Regions from separate parts of the Homo sapiens genome. Here region 2 is linked to region 1. A link is an interaction called in ENCODE POLR2A ChIA-PET data of the cell type or tissue named here. Cell type or tissue: PC-9. All regions are shown on one strand. Each heading gives the region's core, and the rest is flanking DNA. Links, peaks and the distances in the headings are about the cores only. Region 1 overlaps LINC01882 (long intergenic non-protein coding RNA 1882). Region 2 overlaps CEP192 (centrosomal protein 192).

The links. Peaks named below come from ENCODE experiments on the same cell type or tissue, not always from the same donor. Only the 100,000 strongest peaks of a DNase experiment are listed, where the experiment ranks them.
Region 2: POLR2A ChIA-PET joins it to region 1 with 11 read pairs; 5 of 35 experiments call an interaction of 5 or more read pairs at or near these places.

Annotation. Positions count from the first base shown.
Region 1 is chr18:12,739,964-12,742,882 of GRCh38, reverse strand. All of the region lies in intron 1 of LINC01882 (long intergenic non-protein coding RNA 1882), which reads left to right. Among named protein-coding and RNA genes, the nearest start is that of LINC01882, 8.0 kb to the left of the region's middle. In PC-9, for the core only: no CTCF peak of the experiment used is centred there; DNase peaks (open chromatin) are centred at 212 and 1,362; H3K27ac peaks cover 1,960 bases.
Region 2 is chr18:12,997,718-13,000,561 of GRCh38, reverse strand. It overlaps CEP192 (centrosomal protein 192), which reads right to left. Exons shown (of 45, transcript NM_032142.4): 2 at 974-1,141. The coding sequence starts at 1,137. Among named protein-coding and RNA genes, the nearest start is that of CEP192, 7.8 kb to the right of the region's middle. RefSeq lists a silencer at 1-18. In PC-9, for the core only: no CTCF peak of the experiment used is centred there; no DNase peak of the experiment used is centred there.

The sequences.
Region 1 (2,919 bases), core at 156-2,655:
AATAGTGAATAATATCTCCTTAATAGTGGCATAACCCAAACTCATTTGGAGCCCCTTGACCTGTGCTGAAATGAAGTTCCTCAAACCCCATTTCTACAGTGTGGGGAAGTCCAAGCTGCTAGATTTCTGTGAATTCCTAGGCACATATTCTCTTATGGACTCAATATCAAAAGAATGTGCTCACATTAATGCATTAATGAGTAATGTAGGTTTGACTCAAGCTTCTTTAGGGGAAAGGAAGCAGGGCTTGTATTACTCAACTCAAAGATCTATTGTAGCTGGGCACGGTGGCTCACGCCTGAAATCCCAACCCTTTGGGAGGCCGAGGCAGGCAGATCATTTGAGGTCAGGAGTTCAAGACCAGCCTGGCCAACATGGTGAAACCCGTCTCTACTAAAAATACAAAAATTAGCTGGTGTGATGGTAGACGCCTATAATCCCAGCTACGCGGGAGGCTGAGGCAGGAGAATTGCTTGAACCTGGGAGGCGGAGGCTGCAGTGAGCCAAGATTGTGCCACTGCACTACAGCCTGGGCAACAGAGCAAGACTGTCTGAAAATAATAATAATAATAATAAAAAGGTCCATTGTAGATTTTAAACTTTTGTGCACCAAAGGATACTATCAAGAAAATAAAAAGACAAGCCACAGAGTGGGAGAAATACTTGAAAATTATGTATCTGATAAGATTCTATTATCCAGAAGGTAAAAAGAATTCTTACAACTTAAAAGTAAAAAGATAAGTAACCCAATTAAAAAATGGGCATAGGGCAGGGCGCGGTGGCTCACGCCTGTAATCCCAGCACTTTTGGAGGCCGAAGGGGGGCGGATCACGAGATCAGGAGATCAAGACCATCCTGGCTAACACGGTGAAACCCCGTCTCTACTAAAAACACAAAAAATATAGCCGGGCGTGGCGGGCGCCTGTAGTCCCAGCTACTCGGGAGGCTGAAGCAAGAGAATGGCATGAACCTGGGAGGCAGAGCTTGCAGTGAGCCGAGATCACGCCACTGCACTCCAGCCTGGGTGACAGAGAGAGACTCTGTCTCAAAAAAAAAAAAAACAAACATAGCATCTGAATAGACATTTCTCCAAAGAAGATATACAAATGGCTAACAAGCACATGAAAAGATGCTCAACATTCTTAGTCTTTAGAAAGATGTAAATCAAAATTACAAAGAGATAAAGAGACGCCACTTCTCACCACAAAGAGATGCCACATCCCAGCAGGATGGCATGGCAAGGTATGGGGAAATTAGAGCCCTCAGGCATCGCTGGCGATAAGGTCAAATGGTGCCGCCACTGTAGAAAAATAGTTTGGCAGGTTTTCAAAAAGTGAAGCATAGGGTTATCATGTGGTCCATCAATTCCACTCCTAGGAGTGTAGCTGTGATGATTAATTTTGTGTCAACATACGTGGGCCCCAAGGGGCCCAGATGTTTGGTTAAACATGTTTCTGGCTGTCTTTGTGGGTGTTTCTGGATGAGACTCATGTTTGAATCAGTACACAGAGCAAAACGGGTTGCCTTCTCCAAAGCCAGCGGGCCTCATTCAACCCATTGAAGGCCTGCAAAGAACAAAAAAGGTGATGGCGAACCCGTGTAGTCCCAGTTACTCAGGAAGCTGAGGCAGGAGGGTCGCTTGAGCCCAGGAGTTCGAGGCTGCAGCGAGCTGTGATGGCCCCAGCCTGAGTGACACAGTGAGACCTTGTCTCAAACAAACAAACAAAAAACAAAACAAAAAAGAAAAATAAGAATCAGACTCAGACTGGAACTTACAGCACTGGCTCTCCTGGTTTTCAGCCCATGGACTTGGACTAGAACTTACAGCACTGGCTCTCCTGAGTCTCTAGTTTGCTGATTGAAGATCTTGGACTTCTCAGCCTCCATAATCACACAAGCCAATTCCTGATAGTAAATCATGTGTGTGTATACTGTATATATGTGTATACACATGCACCTATATGTATGTGTGTGTATATACTCTGTGTGTGTGTGTGTGTGTGTGTCCTGTAAGTCCTGTTTTTGTTCTCTGGAGAGCCCAGCCTAATATAGCATCTAAGACAAATAAAAGCATATGGTCACATAAGAACATAGACAGAAATGTTCATAGCAGCCTTATTCATAATAGCTAAAAAGTAGAAACAACTCAAATGTCCATCAGCTGAAGAATGGATAAACAAATTATGCTATATCCATAAATGGAATATTCTTTGGCAGAAAAGAGGAATGAAGTGCTGACATGGGCTACGACATGGATGGAACTTGAAAATGCGCTCAGTGAAAGAAGCCAGCCACAAAAAGCCACATATTCCATCACTTCTTTTCTATGAATTGCTCAGAATAAGCAAATACATGGTGTCAGAGAGTAGATTTGTTGTTGGCAGGGGTTGGGGAGGGGAGAAGAGTTTTATAACAGCTTATAAAGTTTACAAGCTAGGCCAGGTGTGGTGGCTCACGCCTGTAATCCCAGCACTTTGGGAGGCCAAGCCCAGCAGATCACTTGAGGTCAGAAGTTTGAGACCAGGCTGGCCAACATGGTGAAACCCCGTCTCTACTAAAAATACAAAAATTAGCCAGGCGTGGTGGTGCATGCCTGTAATCCCAGCTACTCAGGAGGCTGAGGCAGGAGAATCACTTGAACCCAGGAGGTGGAGGTTGCAGTGAGCCGAGATCACGCCACTGCACTCCAGCCTGAGCAACAGAGCGAGACTCCATCTCAAAATAAATAAATAAATGAAGTTTACCAGGTTAATGAGTAAGGAGTTTTGGTTTTTTTTTTCTGAGATAAAAAATATAAAATTGATTGTGGTAATGGTTGCACAACTCTGAATATACTAAAACAAAACCACTGAGTTTTGTATTTACAAATGATAAATTTATGGTATGCAAATTGTAAAATTAAAAAGAAAAAGTGCACAG
Region 2 (2,844 bases), core at 1-2,500, 260 kb before region 1:
GAGAAAGACAGCCATACAAGTCCAGTAAAGAGTAAACCTGGCTGAAATGAATTAAAAAGTGAGGCTCTGTCATACCTCTAAATAGATCCAATGACCCAAAACTCTAGTCACAGGTGACTGTATTTGGAACAGACACCTAACCTAAGATGGACCAGAAACTCATGAGATATCAAGAGACAGTTCAGTAGTCTCCTTGTGTAGCTAGAAATGTAATTCATAGATGTCTTTTGAGAATCTGTGTTGCCATATTCTGTAAAATGAACAGAAAAGCAAATAAAACCAGTGTATTAAAAAAGAGCAGAGGCCAGGTATGGTAGCTCACACCTGTGTAATACCAACACTTTGGGAAGTTGAGGCAGGAGGATCACTTGAGCCCAAGAGTTCAAGAATAGCCTAGCTAACACAGCAAGACCCTATCTCTATAAAATATTTTTTTAATTAGCAAAAAAAAAAAAAAAAAAAAAAAAAAAGAGAGAAGACAATGAGTTATACAGAGAGAAATAGAGTGGGATGACAAAAACCCAAGTCCTGATGGCTTCCTAAATCTCAATTCCTGTCCCTTCTTGCAGCAAAGCTCTGCACTCCTCCCCTTGATGTCAAGAGGTACTCCTATAACCTTATGATTAATTTGCCTTTGAACTTCGCTAACACAACTTGTTTTACATTACTAGCCATTAGTGTGACTGAACTAATACAAATCCAAAACACTATAGACAAAAAAAAAAAAAAAAAATAGACCGAAATAGGTAACTGGTGCTCAAATCCCAAACCCACCCAAACCTACCCACTGAAAAGGCAAAGCAATGGGGAAAAAGACAGTAAATTCTGTCTTTTCTATATTCATTTCACATATTTGGCCATCCCCCTCATAGATAAAACAAAAAGCTCAAGCTTGACTGAGAAACAGAACATAAATATCAGCATGCTATAGGCTTTATGGACCTGGAAAAAAATCTGCTCAAACAAATCTTACCTGTTATCAGTGCTGGATCTATCCCTAGCAAGTGTAGAAACAGCAACAGGCAAGCCAAGATTTGAAGAAAGAGTGACATTTTCCAAAATCCCACTGTTACCAAATAATGAATTGGTGAGAAAGCTTGGAAATGATTCTTCTGCTATACCTCGAAAATCTTCCATCTCACTGCAATAACAAAAGTATTTCTATAGGTCACATATTACTATAAAATGTTTTTAAATGATTAAAAGCATTGTCTTAGAAAACTAATAAATCTTAGGAAAAAAATCCTTTTTTTAGCATTAGTAAGGGGGAAATAGGCAAATAGTCTGAGGTAAAATAAATCTCAGAATACTTTGCTACTTTATAGATGAGAATAGAAACCTTAAACATTAAACTTACCTTCTTATAATTAACATAATAATGCAATACAACACATTTTAATTTGCCCTTTGCTTGGTGTAGCTAGGAAAATGAATTACTACAAACTTATCTAGTAAAGAAAGCAAAGATGGCATAACACTGATGGTATATACAAATGATTTTAGGACATATTTAAAAGTTTGGTAGTTACATACTCATTCTAATACGGAACAGAAAAAGTACAACCAGCAAAAATCTAGCCCGGATCTCAGTGTTGTTAAGACTGAATTAAAAAGTGAACCCATTCAAAGAACAATTTTCAGTTAAAGTATAGTTGGCACATGGACAAGGTAAAAGTGGTAAAAGGGGTACCCAAATGACTAAATCTGGAAAACACCAGCACAAAACCTATGCTATTACTAGAGAACCTGACCACGGTGCTCTGAAGATGTTAGCTAGTCTCAACAATTTTTCAGAGTACGTATCATATACACACTGCATGGAAATCAGTAAAGGAAATAATGGCAGAAGGATAAAAAGATAAATAATCAGGAAAAGCTAAAAAAAATGAGAGGATATTGGCAATGCGCCTTGAAGACTGAGAAGAACTTTTATAGGCAGAGTATGGGATGAGAGAGTTTATTTAGGATGATAAACATGAGCCAAGAAGGAAAAGAATTAAATTTTATTGCATATCTACTAACTTAGCTCACTGAATCCACAGAAAATCTTACAATGTAGGTATTATCCCATTTTACAGGTGAAGAAACAAACTGAGAGACTAAATTAGCTCAATTTTCCCAAGGTTGCAATTAGTAAGATTCAAACCCAGGTCTGACTCGAAAATCCACTCTAAGTGCTAGGTCTATGCTGGCAGTAGCAAATACTCCAATGCATTTTGGCAGCAGGTGAACAAAATAACACAGTAAACGAAGCTAGAATAACAGAATGGAGCCAGATTCTAAAAGTCTGAAACGGTGTGTTGGAAAGTTTGAACTGTACTCTGCAACCAACAAAGAACTGACACAATCAACCTATTATACAGGAAGGGAGAGGACTTAAAAACCTGGAAGACTATTCAAAGAGCTACTTCAGTAATAAAGGAGTATACTAGGATCAATGACAAATTGGATTAAAGCATAGATTTTAGACAGTATGGACTAATTATAAAATATAAAAAGAAAAAGAAGAAGTTTTATGACCACTAAAGAGATTATGAGGCCAGGTGCGATGGCTCATGTCTGTAATCCCAGCATTTTGGGAGGCTGAGGCAGGCGAATCACTTGAGTTCAGGAGTTCAAGACCAGCCTGGCCAACGTGGTAAAACCTCGTCTCTACTAAAAATACAAAAACTAGCTGGGCGTCATGGCGGGCACCTGTAATCCCAGCTATTTGGGAGGCTAAGGCAGGAGAATCACCTAAATCTGCGAGGTGGAGGTTGCAGTGAGCCGAGATTGCGCCCCTGTACTTCAGCCTGGGTGATGGAGCGAGACTCTATCCCCCCCAAAAATAAGAAGAACTTACTT